Linked DNA regions of Homo sapiens: regions 1, 2, 3 and 5 are each linked to region 4. A link is a contact called in ENCODE Hi-C or POLR2A ChIA-PET data. All regions are on one chromosome and are shown on one strand. Each heading gives the region's core, a stretch centred on a gene start or an enhancer-like site at or near the end of the contact. The rest is flanking DNA. Distances are from core to core; before and after follow the strand shown. Region 1 holds the start of SLC12A4 (solute carrier family 12 member 4). Region 2 holds the start of EDC4 (enhancer of mRNA decapping 4). Region 3 holds the start of DPEP2 (dipeptidase 2). Region 4 holds the start of FHOD1 (formin homology 2 domain containing 1). Region 5 holds the start of PSMB10 (proteasome 20S subunit beta 10).

The links. A loop is a pair of places that touch in the nucleus more often than their neighbours do. ChIA-PET counts read pairs that join two places held with the same protein, here RNA polymerase II (POLR2A). Pooled maps may share reads with other maps.
Region 1: a loop to region 4 is called in a pooled map, with 6 times the contacts of the local background. The contact joins the promoter of SLC12A4 here to the promoter of FHOD1 in region 4. A Hi-C loop is called at or near these places in 1 of 37 single-sample maps with no recorded cell type and 4 of 50 pooled maps. POLR2A ChIA-PET finds 5 or more read pairs at or near these places in 2 of 52 experiments (Caco-2 and PC-9).
Region 2: a pooled map shows a loop between it and region 4 (12-fold over the local background). The contact joins the promoter of EDC4 here to the promoter of FHOD1 in region 4. A Hi-C loop is called at or near these places in 1 of 37 single-sample maps with no recorded cell type and 4 of 50 pooled maps.
Region 3: POLR2A ChIA-PET joins it to region 4 with 19 read pairs in activated CD4-positive, alpha-beta T cell. The contact joins the promoter of DPEP2 here to the promoter of FHOD1 in region 4. A Hi-C loop is called at or near these places in 1 of 50 pooled maps. POLR2A ChIA-PET finds 5 or more read pairs at or near these places in 2 of 52 experiments (OCI-LY7 and activated CD4-positive, alpha-beta T cell).
Region 5: a map with no recorded cell type shows a loop between it and region 4 (24-fold over the local background). The contact joins the promoter of PSMB10 here to the promoter of FHOD1 in region 4. A Hi-C loop is called at or near these places in 4 of 37 single-sample maps with no recorded cell type and 10 of 50 pooled maps.

What each region holds. Positions count from the first base shown.
Region 1 is chr16:67,967,232-67,969,931 of GRCh38, forward strand. It overlaps SLC12A4 (solute carrier family 12 member 4), which reads right to left and starts at 1,406. Exons shown (of 24, transcript NM_005072.5): 1 at 1,208-1,406. The coding sequence starts at 1,322. RefSeq lists silencers at 299-358, 869-1,198, 1,329-1,658.
Region 2 is chr16:67,871,690-67,874,389 of GRCh38, forward strand. EDC4 (enhancer of mRNA decapping 4) reads left to right here and starts at 1,363. Exons shown (of 29, transcript NM_014329.5): 1 at 1,363-1,654. The coding sequence starts at 1,573. It overlaps NUTF2 (nuclear transport factor 2), which reads left to right. Exons shown (of 5, transcript NM_005796.3): 5 at 1-878. RefSeq lists a silencer at 1,476-1,685 and an enhancer at 1,579-2,079.
Region 3 is chr16:67,998,220-68,000,919 of GRCh38, forward strand. DPEP2 (dipeptidase 2) reads right to left here and starts at 1,265. Exons shown (of 11, transcript NM_022355.4): 1 at 1,156-1,265. RefSeq lists an enhancer at 1-204.
Region 4 is chr16:67,246,013-67,248,732 of GRCh38, forward strand. FHOD1 (formin homology 2 domain containing 1) reads right to left here and starts at 1,469. Exons shown (of 22, transcript NM_013241.3): 1 at 1,198-1,469. The coding sequence starts at 1,398. RefSeq lists enhancers at 1-303, 2,704-2,720 and silencers at 407-506, 1,407-1,776, 2,419-2,508, 2,529-2,618.
Region 5 is chr16:67,935,514-67,938,213 of GRCh38, forward strand. PSMB10 (proteasome 20S subunit beta 10) reads right to left here and starts at 1,337. Exons shown (of 8, transcript NM_002801.4): 1 at 1,181-1,337; 2 at 885-972; 3 at 702-799; 4 at 450-590; 5 at 69-184. The coding sequence starts at 1,236. RefSeq lists enhancers at 1-106, 257-446, 737-1,016, 1,267-1,516.

The DNA of each region.
Region 1 (2,700 bases), core at 156-2,655, 720 kb after region 4:
ATTGGGCATGGATCATCTCAGTCGTGTCACCATCACAGATGGATCAGAGGTCCAGACAACGTCACCTGACACGTGTCAACCACACACTTCCTACATATCTCCATCATGATCGGTCACAGATATCACAGGCATTTATCATCAGTCAAATCACCATCCTCATCACTGTCAACCCTGCAGGAAACAGGGGCTGTGAGAATGCCCTGACCTGAACCAGCCTTCACCCTGTGATACCCACAGCTACACACTTGTACAAGCACAATTACACATGCATATGCCACTACGTACACAGACACATGTCCTCAGCCGTGTTCGTGCTCCGAGGGTGGGCCTTAACAAGAACAGCCCTCTGGGGGGCCTCCTGGGGTAGGAGATAGAGAAAGGGCTGTGGAGAGACGCGGGCACCTGGGAGGAAGGAGGAGGGAGATGGGGCTTACCTCTCGGCCCTGGCACCTAAGTTAAAGAGTTAAGGTGCTGGAATCTCAAACCCAGGCTTGACTGCCCCTGGGCAAGTTATATAACCGCCACCCCTCCCTTCACTGCTTCCTAATGAGAGTAACAGTACTTATCCCAAGGGTGATGCTGGAGGATTAAACGAGTTAACTCACTTCAAGTGCCTAGACACGTCCGGCTCCATGTGAGTGCTTCACTGAGGCCCACTGTCCCTACAGATCTACACCGGCGCACTCACGGGCAGTTACCCATAGACCCCCCAGTAGGCACACTCTGGCCAGAGTGCAGGTAGGCGCAGAGAGGCACACGGAGGGGTTTGGGCAGTTGGGGAGCGGATCGTCTCAAAGGCAAAGACGCTGAATCTCAAATGAGGAACCGAGGCGAGAAAAGGATGTGGGATTCACCGAAGTTGAAGGGCCGGGAAGGGCCTGAGATGGGGTCTCGGCCCTGTCCCCAAGCCGGGCGGCCCGGCCGGCTGGCCTCCCTGGGCGGCCACGTCTGCAGCCCCCGCCCGGGGCCCACAGGGGAGGAGCTGGGGTGGAGAAAGCGGCCGGGCGCGGGCGCCGGGGGCCGAGGAAAATCGTGTCTGCGCGCGCAGGGCGGGGAGCCAGTGGCAGCGGCGCGGTCCAAAAAAAGTTGAGTCCGCACCGACGTGTGCGCGCAAGGTCCCGGGATAGGTGCGGGCGCGGGCCCGGGATGGCGGCCCCGGGTGGCAGGCCCCGCTGCCCCGCCACGGCCCCTCAGAACGCGCCCTCACCGTCCGAGTCATCCAGCTCGGCGCGCTCCCCGTAGTCCACCCAACTGAGCCCCTCGAGGTTGTCATAGTCGCCGCGCCTCGGCCCGTCCACTGGCACCACGGTGAAGTGAGGCATCGTGCGGGCTCGGCCCCGCCGCACCCGCCGTCCCAGCCGCCCGCCGCTGTCCCCGCCGCTGTCCCCGCCGCCCCGGGCCGACACGCCCCGCCCGCTCGCATTCCTCCCCGCTGCGCTCACTTCCTCCGCCCGCCCCCCGGGCCGCCCCTCGGGGGCGGAGAGCGGGAGGGGCTCGGCCGGCTCCTCCCAGAGCGGGGGCCCTGGTGGCGGGAAGACCCCTGGGCGGGAGCACTCCTAGTGGCTCCACGGCCTGGGGGCGGGCCCGATTCCTGTGTGACCTCGGGTGAGAGGCCGCCCTCTCTGAGCCCCAGATGCAACATTTGTAAAATGGGGGAAACACACTTCCACCTCGGGGTTGTTTTAGGGCTCCGTGAGATGGGTCGCGGAGTGTCCTGGCTCTGCGCCCTGGGCTTACGAAGCGCTCTGTTACTTAGGGACGGGGCAGGGTAGGCCGGACCGGCCCAGGACTGCAGAAGCCACCTGCCCAGGGCCTCCCACCAACCCCGTATACCTCCTTCCCATTTCCAGCGTCTGCATCCCATTTCTCCGCGACCCTGGGAACCAGACCCCCGCGAAGGTCCCGTCCCAGCCCTGGGCCCTCTAGCTGCAGCCTCTCCTGTTGGAGGCAGCTGGGGATTCTCGGTCCCTCCCCAGGGGCTGCTGCGTCCTCCGCAGGAAGAACACGCACACCCACCCTTCCCCGCCCCGCTTGCCTCGCTTGCCTTTTTGGGACAGTGCACTGGGTGCTGTAGCCAAGTCCCTTCATTTTAACTTTCTCTATCTCGCCTCCTGGGTGTTCCTCTATCCAAGCCGTTTACTTATTTGCTTTTAACGTTTCTTTCACTTTCTTCTCCACTGCTTCAGATTACTTATCTAGCTGGCTTTACTATTTTTTTCTCTATCAGAAAACCCCAGAGCCCATCTTACTTGTCTATCTCCACTCTTCTCCCTCGCGTGGCTCGGGTGGCGTCCTCTGACTACGCCTACTGCCAGCCTCCAGCCCTTGGGGTGGGGGGTACGGAATCAGAGCCGCTGGGCCCCGCAAGACGACCCCCGAGCTTACCACCCTCTGACCCCTCCCCCAGGGCCCCCGCAGCGGGCCCGCCGACCTGACCCCCCCGCCCCTCACGCCACCTTCGGCCGCCCACAGTAGCGGCCTTCCTACTGGACTCCCTGCCCTCGCCCCTGCTCACGTAGAGCCGCCTCTTCTGAAGGAAAATCCTACTAGCTCCGGGCCCATAAGGCCCTGCCCAATGCGGCCGGACCCCGACCTCTGCAGGCGCATCCCTCGCCACCCACCTCGCAGCCTCAGCCCTTCAAATCTCTCTCTCTCACCTGAGACCTATAGTTTCTGGGCATCACCCACTGTTCACTCTGG
Region 2 (2,700 bases), core at 113-2,612, 630 kb after region 4:
GCTCATCACGTTCAGGCCCTCCGGGCTGAGTTGTCAGCAGTATCAAGGGAGGGGCCTGCTCTATCCCCAGAAGGATCAGGATCATATCCAGGATGCCCCACATACACCAAGCCAGGCAGAGGGCAGCTCAGCTCCTGTCCCATCTGCTTTGGATATCTTTACCCAAAGGCAGGTAACCCGAAGAGCCAGCCTCCACTGCCCACAGAGCCAGGCCCAGTTGTGTTGGAGTATAGGTCAGGAGCTGTGGAAGGAGGCAGTCTGTGAGGGACTCATGCTTTAGGAGTCCTCACCCCTCAGACTGCTGCAGGACATTGCCAGGCCTCTCTCCACTTCCTTCCTCAGCATACAGACTTCATGCTATCTTCCAATTCCGGGGAGTCTTAGCTATTAGGGCAGTTTCTGCTTCTCCATTTTGGGGACAAAGGCCTTGCCCAGTACAAATCTAGCCCCTTGTCCCACAGACTTCTGGATGGTATAAACCTAGTGGCAATGTAGCAACCATAGGCTAGAACCAAACCCAAGATTTGGGTCAGTGCCCTGTTAAGGGTTTTAGGATTGGTAAGGACACCACAGCTAAATCTGACATGTAAAAGGATACCCTTCCCCTGTCCCACTACGGGTGGAGGCTAAGGACCTCCTCAGATCCCACAGATTGCCTGGTGACATTGGGCACAGGGCTGGATGGTGTGCTGTTTGAGAGGACAGCATGCTCAGGAGATTTCAGTGGGAATGATCTCTAGGCTGATGTGTATTTGGGGAAGTGGGGGTGGGGAAGAGGTAGGTGCCTGCTGCCTCAAACCACCTTGTGTAAAATCTGCAATACGGCTTCTTCCATGTACCTGTGCCTGAACTGTCTGCAATAAAGAAGAATTTGTAAACTGTGGTTTCTTTCTTCCAACCTGAGGGTGCCAGGTGGGACAAGGGGATGCTGGGGGACAGTAGGGAACAATGACTGGTCATTGTAGTGGGATCATCTCCCCTGCTCTTGCAATTCCTGAGTTTTATGACCTCGAGGGTAGCCTCAGGCCTTGAGTTATTCCGACCCATTCCCAAAGGGAACCTGAGGCACCTGCCAATTCAGCATATTCTGGGGGTCTGAGGGACCTTAGCATGGGCGGCTAAGTTGACCCCGTCCCAGGACCATCGGAGTCCATGCTCTGGGAGTGGGCAGGGACCTGGCGCCTTCTGAGTCGAGTAGGGCTTTAGGTGGCCCAGTGCGTGGACGCTTACTTCAGCCCCGTGGGACTTTCCTGACCTCGCGGACACAGGGGCGGGGCCGCCGAGGGGGACTGGCTGCGGGAGGGGTTTAGGCTTCCGCCCCCAGCCCGGAACCTTTCTTCTCCGGCCCTGGCAGGTTCCGGGAGCCTCGGCTCGTGGGTGCCGGAAGTGGAGGCGGTTGGTGGGGTTGGCGGGGCTCAGCGACGCTGCGCGGGTGGCGGTTTGCGAACTGCGGGTGGACTGTGTAGTGACCGGCGTCCCGCTGTCTCGCCCCGTGGCGGGTGAGCGAGGGTGCGTGGTGCGCGGCGGCGGCGGAACGAACGCGGTGCGGGCGGGGCGCCCGCCGCAGGGCCCATGGCCTCCTGCGCGAGCATCGACATCGAGGACGCCACGCAGCACCTGCGGGACATCCTCAAGCTGGACCGGCCCGCGGGCGGTGAGCGGGGGTTGCGGGGGTGGGCCCCAGGCGAGCTGACAAAAGGGCGGCGCGCGTCTGAACCGCCATTGGGGCCCACAGCTCCCTTAGGACTAGCTCTGGATCCTCCCGGCGGGTAAGGGTGGACGGGGATTGACTGTGCCCCTCGAAGGGCGCAGACCCCTGGGTGTGACCCCTCCCTATCTTGTCCTCAGGCTGTTCTGCCTTGTCCTTCAGCGTCTCGGTTGAAGGTGAGGCGCCTTCTCTGAATCCGCTGGGGCCCTCTGGTTTCCTGGCCCCGAGGTCTCTAGTGTTCCTGGGACTGGCCTAGCTCCTCTTCCCTTTCTCCATGGTTCAGAGGCCTGGTCTGGGCTCCGTATATGGAATTCTGGGCCCAGGCTTAAGCGCGATGCTGAAGAGCTGCCGGTCCCCCTCCATAACTTGCCCTTCTCTCTGGAATAAAGACTCCAGGCCTCCCGTTCTGAAACTGATTTCCAGGAGGAAGGTGTCCAGTCTCAATTCCGTGTTCTTTCTGGGATGAAGGCAAATCACAGACCGCACCACCCTGACTGAATTATGCTACAAATATCTGCAAGCCCTAATTGGTTCCCATTCATTCATATTTCGCTTTGGCTCTTAATGATACCTCAGAACTAGTCTTGCCCCCAAAGATTCCCCAAGACACAGCTAACAGGGTTGTAATATACTGTTGTCATTGAAAGAAAGGAGTGTCTCGATACTGTGATGGGCGTGGGAAGGGTGGAGGCTGGTGAGTGCAGAGTGCAGGTCTGAGAGGGGAGACTGGGCTAGGTCTTGTAATGTGAACAGGGGCTTGGGTGTCAGGAAAGGCACCCAAGGCACCTATGGAGAAGCCACCTATTAGGAAGAGGAAATAGCACGTGTGCAGGCACTAGTTTACTGACAGGTTTAGGGATCTCTGAAGTGGCCGGTGATGATGGTGTGGGCGTACAGTGGAGAATTGTGTTTCCTCAGATCTTGTTCTTACACCTGCTGGGAGGCCCAGACTGGCTGCTTCTGGAAGCAGGCACTGGTGCTCACTAGGGGTG
Region 3 (2,700 bases), core at 15-2,514, 750 kb after region 4:
GGCGCGAGTGGGAACCGGGGCTGCGAGCGGCGCTTGCGGGCCAGCTGGAGTTTCGGGTGGGCGTGGGCTTGGCGGGCCCGCACTCGGAGCGGCCCGCGGGCCCTGCTGGCCCCGGGCAATGAGGGGCTTGGCACCCGGGCCAGTGGCTGCGGAGGATGTACTGGGTCCCCCAGCAGTGCCAGCTCACAGGCGCTGCGCTCGACTTCTCACCGGGCCTTAGCTGCCTTCCCGGGGGGGCAGGGCTCGGGACCTGCAGCCCTCCATGCCTGAGCCTCCCACCCCCTCCATGGGCTCCTGTGCGGCCGGAGCCTCCCCGGTGAGCGCCGCCCCCTGCTCCACAGCGCCCAGTCCCATCGACCACCACAGGGCTGAGGAGTGCGGGCGCATGGCGCAGGACTGGCAGGCAGCTCCACCTGCATCCCTGGTGCGGGATCCACTGGGTGAAGCCAGTTGTGCTCCTGAGTCTGGTGGGGACGTGGACAATCTTTACGTCTAGCTCAGGATTGTAAATACACCAGTCGGCACTCAGTATCTAGCTCAAGGTTTGTAAACACACCAATCAGCACCCTGTGTCTAGCTCAGAGTTTGTGAATGCACCAACTGACACTCTGTATCTAGCTGCTCTGGTGGGGCCTTGGAGAACCTTTGTGTCGACACTCTGTATTTAGCTAATCTGGTGGCGACGTGGAGAACCTTTGTGTCTAGCTCAGGGATTGTAAACGCACCAATCAGCACCCTGTCAAAACAGACCACTCGGCTCTACCAATCAGCAGGATGTGGGTGGGGCCAGATAAGAGAATAAAAGCAGGCTGCCTGAGCCCGCAGTGGCTACCTGTTCTGGTCCCCTTCCACACTGTGGAAGCTTTGTTCTTTTGCTCTTTGCAGTAAATCTTGCTACTGTTCACTCTTTGGGTCCATGCTGCTTTTATGAGCTTTAACACTCACCGCGAAGGTCTGCAGCTTCACTCCTGAAGCCAGCGAGACCACAAGCCCACTGGGAGGAACAAACGACTCCAGACGCACTGCCTTAAAAGCTGTAACACTCACCACGAAGGTCTGCAGCTTCACTCCTGAGCCAACAAGACCACAAACCCACCAGAAGGAAGAAACTCCAAACATCCAAACATCAAAAGAAACAAACTCCAGACGCGCTACCTTAAGAGCTGTAACACTCACTGCGAGGGTCTGCAGCTTCATTCTAGAACTCAGTGAGACCAAGAACCCACCAATTCCGGACACACTAAGACAAGATTTCACTAGTGTGTGCTGTTTCCCCTGCAAGGGGGAGGGCACAGAGATGGCTTTGGGTGAGGTTAGGGGGAGGATAGGCCTCCTGGTTGGCTAACACTTGTTTACTTCTGGGGCATGAGTGTTCATGTGAGCCCACGATGCCTGGCCTGTTCCTCTTTTAACAAAGTCTGGTAGGACATGGTGGCTCATGCCTGTAATCCCAGTAATTTGAAGGTCGAGGTGAGAGGATCTCTTGAAGCCGGAGGTTTGAGACCAGTCTAGGCAACATAATGAGAACTCTAAGAAAAAGGAAAAAAAAAAGTGGTGCATGCCTGTGGTTCCAGGTACTTACGAGGCTGAGGTGGGAGGTTCGCCTGAGCCCAGGAGTTTAAGGTTGCAGTGAGAGACGATGGCACCACTGCTCCCTAGCCTGGGCGACAGAGTGAGACCCCATCTCTAACAAAACGAAAACAAGATCCAATGCATCCTCCTGCCTGAAGTTCTTCCGTGGCTTCTCATTGCAGAAATCTACCGAATTTCTTTCTTTGGCTTTCAACTCATGGAGAGTCTGCTCTCACCAGCCTCTCCAGTCTCAGCAAATAGCACAAACTTTCCTGTCCTCCAAAATCTGGCCACCTCAGTGATGCTACGTCCCCCCATAGAGCCTTGGCACAACCTCAGCCTCCAATTGGTAGGGCTGTTGAGGCAAGGCCAGGATAGGAAATCTTGCTACCAGGAAGGAGTAGGTGGGTGAACAGCTTTTCCCTCTACTTCCTCTTCTATGCAGTGTTTGCATAAATCAAGACCTGCAGAGGAGGCAGCAGTAGAAACAGTTTGCTCCAAGGACCAAACTTATTCTGGTGTGCAGCTCACTCGCCCCTACTCATCTCCAGTGTATTTCAAGAGTATGCAGGGAAGGAAAAAGTCAGGCTGAGTTATAGCTGCACAGGCTGCCTCCCATGCTCAGAGCGCAGAGGTGGGGTGCAGCTGGGGCTTACTCAGTATCCAGCAGTGCCCAGATGATGATCATCTGCATCCAAGCCCCTCTGGTCCTGGAGACTCATGCTTCCCTTTGATGTCGCCCTGGATCTGCTCCCATGATGTCTGATACAGACAATTCCCAAGAAACAATAGTCTTCCAAGCCAGAAAGCAGCCTGGCCACTGTAGACAAACATCCTCCAATCACCAAGCTGAAGCCACCCTTCCTGAAACGTCAAATAGCTAACATAACATTTTTCTTCCACAAAAGGAAGTCAATGTTTATGTTTCTAGGAGAAGTGCAATAACCCCAAATGCATCTTTATCTCCTGAATGCATCTAGAACCTTCTGCTCAAGCCTTACCAACCAACCCCTACCCCGCCAGCCTCTCTGTCCAACATTCCTGGGGTGCTTTTTTTTTTTTTTTTTGGAGTGCGAGGGCACGATCTCGGCTCACTGCAACCTCCACCTTCCAGGTTCAAGCGATTCT
Region 4 (2,720 bases), core at 219-2,718:
AAAACTGGCGGTGAGCAGTGTCCTGCATCCTTCCAGCCATGGCCTTGAAGCCGGGGTTCTGGCCTGGACACGTGCCACTCTCCAGGCCAATAGTCTCACCACCCCTCCCGCCAGCGCTCAGAGGCGGGGCTGGCCGCAGCGCGAGGAATGCGGGCTGGGGGCCCGGGGCACATTCCAGGGAAGACCCCAGGCCCAAGGGGCAAGTTTACGCAACTCGCCGCCCAGCTGAGGCTGGGAGCAGGGGAGGGCACCCACCCCGACTCTCTCTCCTCTTCTCCAGCACTGGAGGCGGCCGGGCTGGTGGGGAGCTTGTGGAGGTGGTAGTGCGCCTCCCAGAGTCCTGGCCCGGAAACAGCGCGCCGGAAAGGGCTGCCTGCGGGGGGCTGACGGCGGCGAGAGGGAGGGGAGAGGAGGTAGGCTGGCCATCTGGAAAAGGGCCTCTTTCCGCACTGTGCACAAGTCCGCTTCGGGGCGGCAGCAAAGTAGGGCAGGCCGGCTGTTTAAAATTAGTCCGGCCCTCCCTCTCACTTTCAGGCGCGGGCCGATGGGCGGCGAGTGTCCGGGGGTGGGGGCGGGAGCGGTGACTCAAAGGGCTTTTACACCCGTGCAGCCTCCTGCGCTCTGCGGATCCCGGGCCAGACCGCTTCGCGGGGACTCCCCTCACCCCGTGAAGTCTCTCCTCGGCCGGCACTCCCATACTCCCATTGACCTACAGGGTCAAGCCCCAATCCAGCTTCCTGACACCGCAGGAAACCTCTGCCACCTCTAGTAGTCCGCCTCGGGCCCGCCCCTCCTCGTGGTCCCGCCCCCACCTCACCTGAAGCAGGTGGAAGCTGGTCCCTCCCCAGCTCCGCCTCCAGGGTCCGCTACAGCCCAAGCGGCTACCGTCACTCTGACCAGGGAAGCCACCCTGGCAGACCGACGGCGAGTGGAACTCGAGCACCTCCCCAGGTGCGCCTAATTCGAAGGGCAGTCAGAATGGCGGAGCCAAGTTCCTGGCACCCCTCTTCAGTTTCCCCTCAACTTGAGAGGGGACTCCCCCGCAGGCGGGGCAGAGTGGACCCTGGGACCCCAGCCCAAGACTTTTCCGGAGAAGAACACTCGCTCCAGCCTCTTCCCGCGGAGCACCTCCCACCAGTTTTCATGGCGCCCACCCTGAACCCCCGATCGCCCCAACCTTTCTCCGGCCTCCCTCACCTTGAGCGGCGCTCCCAGCAGGCGGTGCACCGCGGGTATCTGCGCGCCCAAGGGCAGCGCCCCGTCCAGGCTGCAGGTGGGGGCCCGGCGCGGCTCCGGAAAGTTGGCACATGCGAAGGGGTCGGTGTCTTCCAGGTACTGCACCCTCACGGTCACCACTGATACCGGCTCTCCGTCCCCGCGGTCTTCCCCGCCCGCCATGGCTCTGCGGCCGGCTCACGCAGCGCGCCTCCGAGTCCCGGCCCCAGTGCAGCTTCTACTCAAAGCACACTGTAGCTCCGCGGTTCGGGCCCGGCCGGACCGGACGCGGCTGGAGGGGCGGGGCCAGACGGAGGCGGGGCCGAGGAAGGGGGTGGAGCCAAGATTAGTCCCCGAGTGCGCGCCAGGAGGTAACCACTGCCGGAGGCGGGGCCGCCGCTAGCCACTCACAGGGCCCAATGGGAATCCCGTTAGTTCACTGGCTAGGAGGGCGGGAAAAACCGAGCTCGCGCCCCACCTTCGAGAACGCGCAGAAGGCGGGGAGGCTTTCTTTGGTCTGGGGATAGTGAGGCTGCGTTCTCTTTGAGGGGTGTTAGGGCAGATGGGGCAGAAGTTTCTTTAGATAGTGGCCGGCCAGGTCTCTCTCAGTTGAGGGACAAGATAGCCCTCATTCCTTCCATTTGAGGGGTGAGTCCCTGTGGTTTCCTCATTTAGGGAAAGCAGTGAGAGGGGGTCCCTTCAATTTGGAGCAAGAAGTGAGAATAAATTCCACCCAGTTTGAAGGAAGAGGTGGGATCAGTTCCCTTTAGTTGTGGGAGGAAGAGGGAAGGATGCCCTTCAGTTTTCTGGGAAAAGATTGGGAGGAGTCAGTTTGAGGGGGCAGATAGAACACGTTCCCCTCAGTTTTGGAGAAAAAGTGGGATGGGTGCCCCTCAGCCTGAATGAAAAGTGGAGACGGTCCTCCTCTGTTTGGGGCGCTATGAGCCGAATGCCCCTCAGATTTGGAAAAAGTTGGGTGCATCTCGCCTAGTTTGAAGGGAATCAGTAGGCTGGGTTTTCCATAGGTTCCTGTCAGCTTCATCAAAGAGATGAGACAGTTCTCTGTAGTGTGACTGAAAGGGAGGGCCAGGTGCCCCTTGGTTTGGGAGATGAAGAACAGCCTCCCTCTTCGCCTGGCACGAGCTGGGCCAGTCTGGGCCTTAGGGTTTCTGGGACGTTGGGGGCAGCGTTGTCCGTCACTGCTTTGGGGAGCGTCCAGTGCGCGTGCGCAGCTCAGGTCCGGGTGGGGGCCGGCAGGGGGTCCTGGGCTTGGCAACGTGGGCGGAGGGCGGCCAAGCACGGTCCCCTGCGTTTTGCACCCGGCCGCGCCTTGGTCCCAGGGGGGTGCTGCTCGCCGCACAGCAGCGCTGGCCGAGGAGGAGCCGTGCCCCTCCCGTCCTGACCGCGCCCCCCGCAGACCCCCGCCCTTCCCGCTGCGGGCTGCCCCAGGGGGGCCGTGGCCGCGCACCGCTCTGGATCTGGTGGGGGCGGTTTTGGGGAGGTTT
Region 5 (2,700 bases), core at 87-2,586, 690 kb after region 4:
CGACGCCGTTTGGAGTGAGGCCAAGGTCACAGGGGCAGAGTTCGAGGAGAAGGGACAGAAGCGCTCACCCAGGGCTGTGAAGGGCAGACGGCTGTAGGAGCCATGGGGATGCACACCGTAGAGCTGCGGTCCAGTCAGGTCTACGCCGCCCACGATCAGCGATGCACCCACGTGGCCCTGGTACCTGCTCGAGGATGGGCGGGGTCGGCCACAAGCTGGGGCCTAGGCCCCACCTCTCTATGCCCAGCTCCTAGGTGCTATCCCCGCCCCTTCCTGTGGGCTGGCGCCCGATGACTGACATCGCCTTTTCCTGTAGCCCAGGTTCTCTTGGGCCGGCCTCTTCCGGTCACCTGGCCCGTCGCGGTCCCGCCCTTCTTTCTGTCCCGCCTTCCAATGGCCCCAACCCCGTAACTACCCCTGCCGGGGTCCTGTTAGCCCTGCCCCCGCACCTGAAGAGCGTCTGGCGCAGGATGCGAGTGACCGTGGCCACGCGGGGCTCGCGGCCCGTAGATAACGCGTGTAGCTCCATCTTGGACGCCACCATCCGTGTGGTCATCTCGGCGTCCGCGGCTACTCCAGCCCCACAGCAGCTGAGGCAAAAGGGAGGATCGGTGTGGGCAGGGCTGGGACGTGCGGGGACCGGAGTGGGAACGAGGGGGCCGTTCTTTTTTGCGTACGGGAACTGGGCTCGGGAGTCTCACTAGATTTTGGGGGCGATGAAGTGGATCTTCTCGCAGCTCTTGTCCGCCACGACCGAATCGTTAGTGGCTCGCGTATCGGCGCCCAGAATGACCCCGTCCTGAGGAGAGGGAGGGACCGCAGCTTCAGTGCCTGCTCGATACTCTCGGCTCCCCTCCAGCTCCCCGTCCCTCCCCGCTGCTCACTTGGAACACCAGGCCCGCGATGGTGGTCCCGGTCTTGCGTGCGTGAGGGACCTTGAGCCCCGGGAGGACGCGTTCCAATGATGCATTTCTGGAAACGGAGGAGGGCGCCCATGTTTCGGCTCTGCTTTCAAGACCCCTGTTGCTTCCCCTAACCTGGTCCCCGTCTCCCTCATCTTCCGGGGTAAGCCTGGAACCCAAGTCGACCAACACACCCTCCCCCACCCCCAGCCAGGAAAAAAGGCCACGAGCAAGCAGAGGCGGCTCAGGAGTGACCGCCCCCCGCGCCCCCGCTTCACCTTTGGCAGTTCTCGAAGGAGAAGCCCCCTCGGGGCTCCAGGGCTGGCTTCAGCATCTTGGGGCAGGCAGAGGGGATTAGGGGTCGCGGGCGGATGAGTCGGCCAGACAAGCGGGGCCAGTGAGCAGCTAAAAAGTCCTCTGCTAGGCTTCACGTCTGTACTTCCTGCTTTCGCTTTCGCCTTTACCCTTCCTCAAAGGCCCGTGGCGGTTTTCTGCATCTTGTCTTTCACTTTTGGCTTCACTTGTGGCTCTGAGCATTTGGGGAACCGGGTGATGTCCCTTGCTGTGCCCTCTGTGCTGCTCACTGGGTACTCTGTTGGATAGAGGGACAAATCTCTTCCCTTCTGGACTTGTTCAGGTCCTCCTCCCCCTCCATCTGAGCCCCTTGCTCTTACCCTAGCCTCAACTCTGACCTCCAGTCCCAGCATAGTAAAGCTCTCAGAGCCTTGGCCAAGTCAGCATTGTTGCTGGCCACCCAGTAGCATCAGGCATAGCTGACTTTTGTTCCTTGTCACCTTTCTTCCAACTCTTGCCTCTTTTGTTGCCTTTACTCCTCTGCAAAAACCTCAAACAGAGGCTCAGTCCTCAGTCACAGGGACCCTGGTCTTTCCATCTTCCATCTCAGGTGCCATCTTCCCTCTCTCAAGAGGGCACCATGGGTGTTGGGTTCCACTCATGGCCAAGCCTTGTTATTTCACCTCCCCAGTGACCTCTTGTCTGCACACATCCTTTTCCTAGCACTTCTAGTCTCAGCTAGCATCCTCTCCCACCTGGACATTGCACTGGCCTCCCTGGTTACCTTGCAATTCTTGCCCCCCGCCCCCCGACCCCCAGGCTACTCCTTACCCTGCAGAGAGCGGGTCTTTCTAAATTGGAAATCTGGTCACATTCTTTCTCTGGTTTAAACCCTTCAGCAGTCTGGGCCTGGTGGCTCACACCTGTAATCCCAGCACTTTGGAAGCCCAGGAGTTCGGGGCTGCAGTGAGTATGGATCATACCATTGCACTCCAGCCTGGGCAATAGACCCCGTCTCAAAGGGGGAAAAAAAAGACTTGGGTTTGAGGCTAAGAGCAGCACGCAGCTGCCAAAGGGTTTATCTTAATTTTTTTTTTTTTTTTTTGAGATGGGGTCTTACTCTGTTGCCCAGGCTGGAGTACAATGGTGTGATCTCGGTTCACTGGAACCTCTGCCTCCCAGGCACAAGCACTCTTCCACCTCAGCCTCCTGAGTAGCTGGGACCACAGGCACACACCACCATGCCTGGCTAATTTTTTTTTTTTTTTTTTTTTTTGGTAGAGATGGGGTTTCACCGTGTTGCCCAGGCTGGTCTTGAACTCCTGAGCTCAGGCGATCCACCCTCCTCAGCCTTCCAAAGTGCTAGGCTTATAACCATGAACCACTGTGCCTGGCCTATTTTACGGTTTTTTTTTTTTTTTTTTTTGGACACAGGGTCTTGCTGTTGCTCAGGCTGGAATGCCGTGGCACCATCTTGGCTCACTGCAACCTCTGCCTCCCAGGT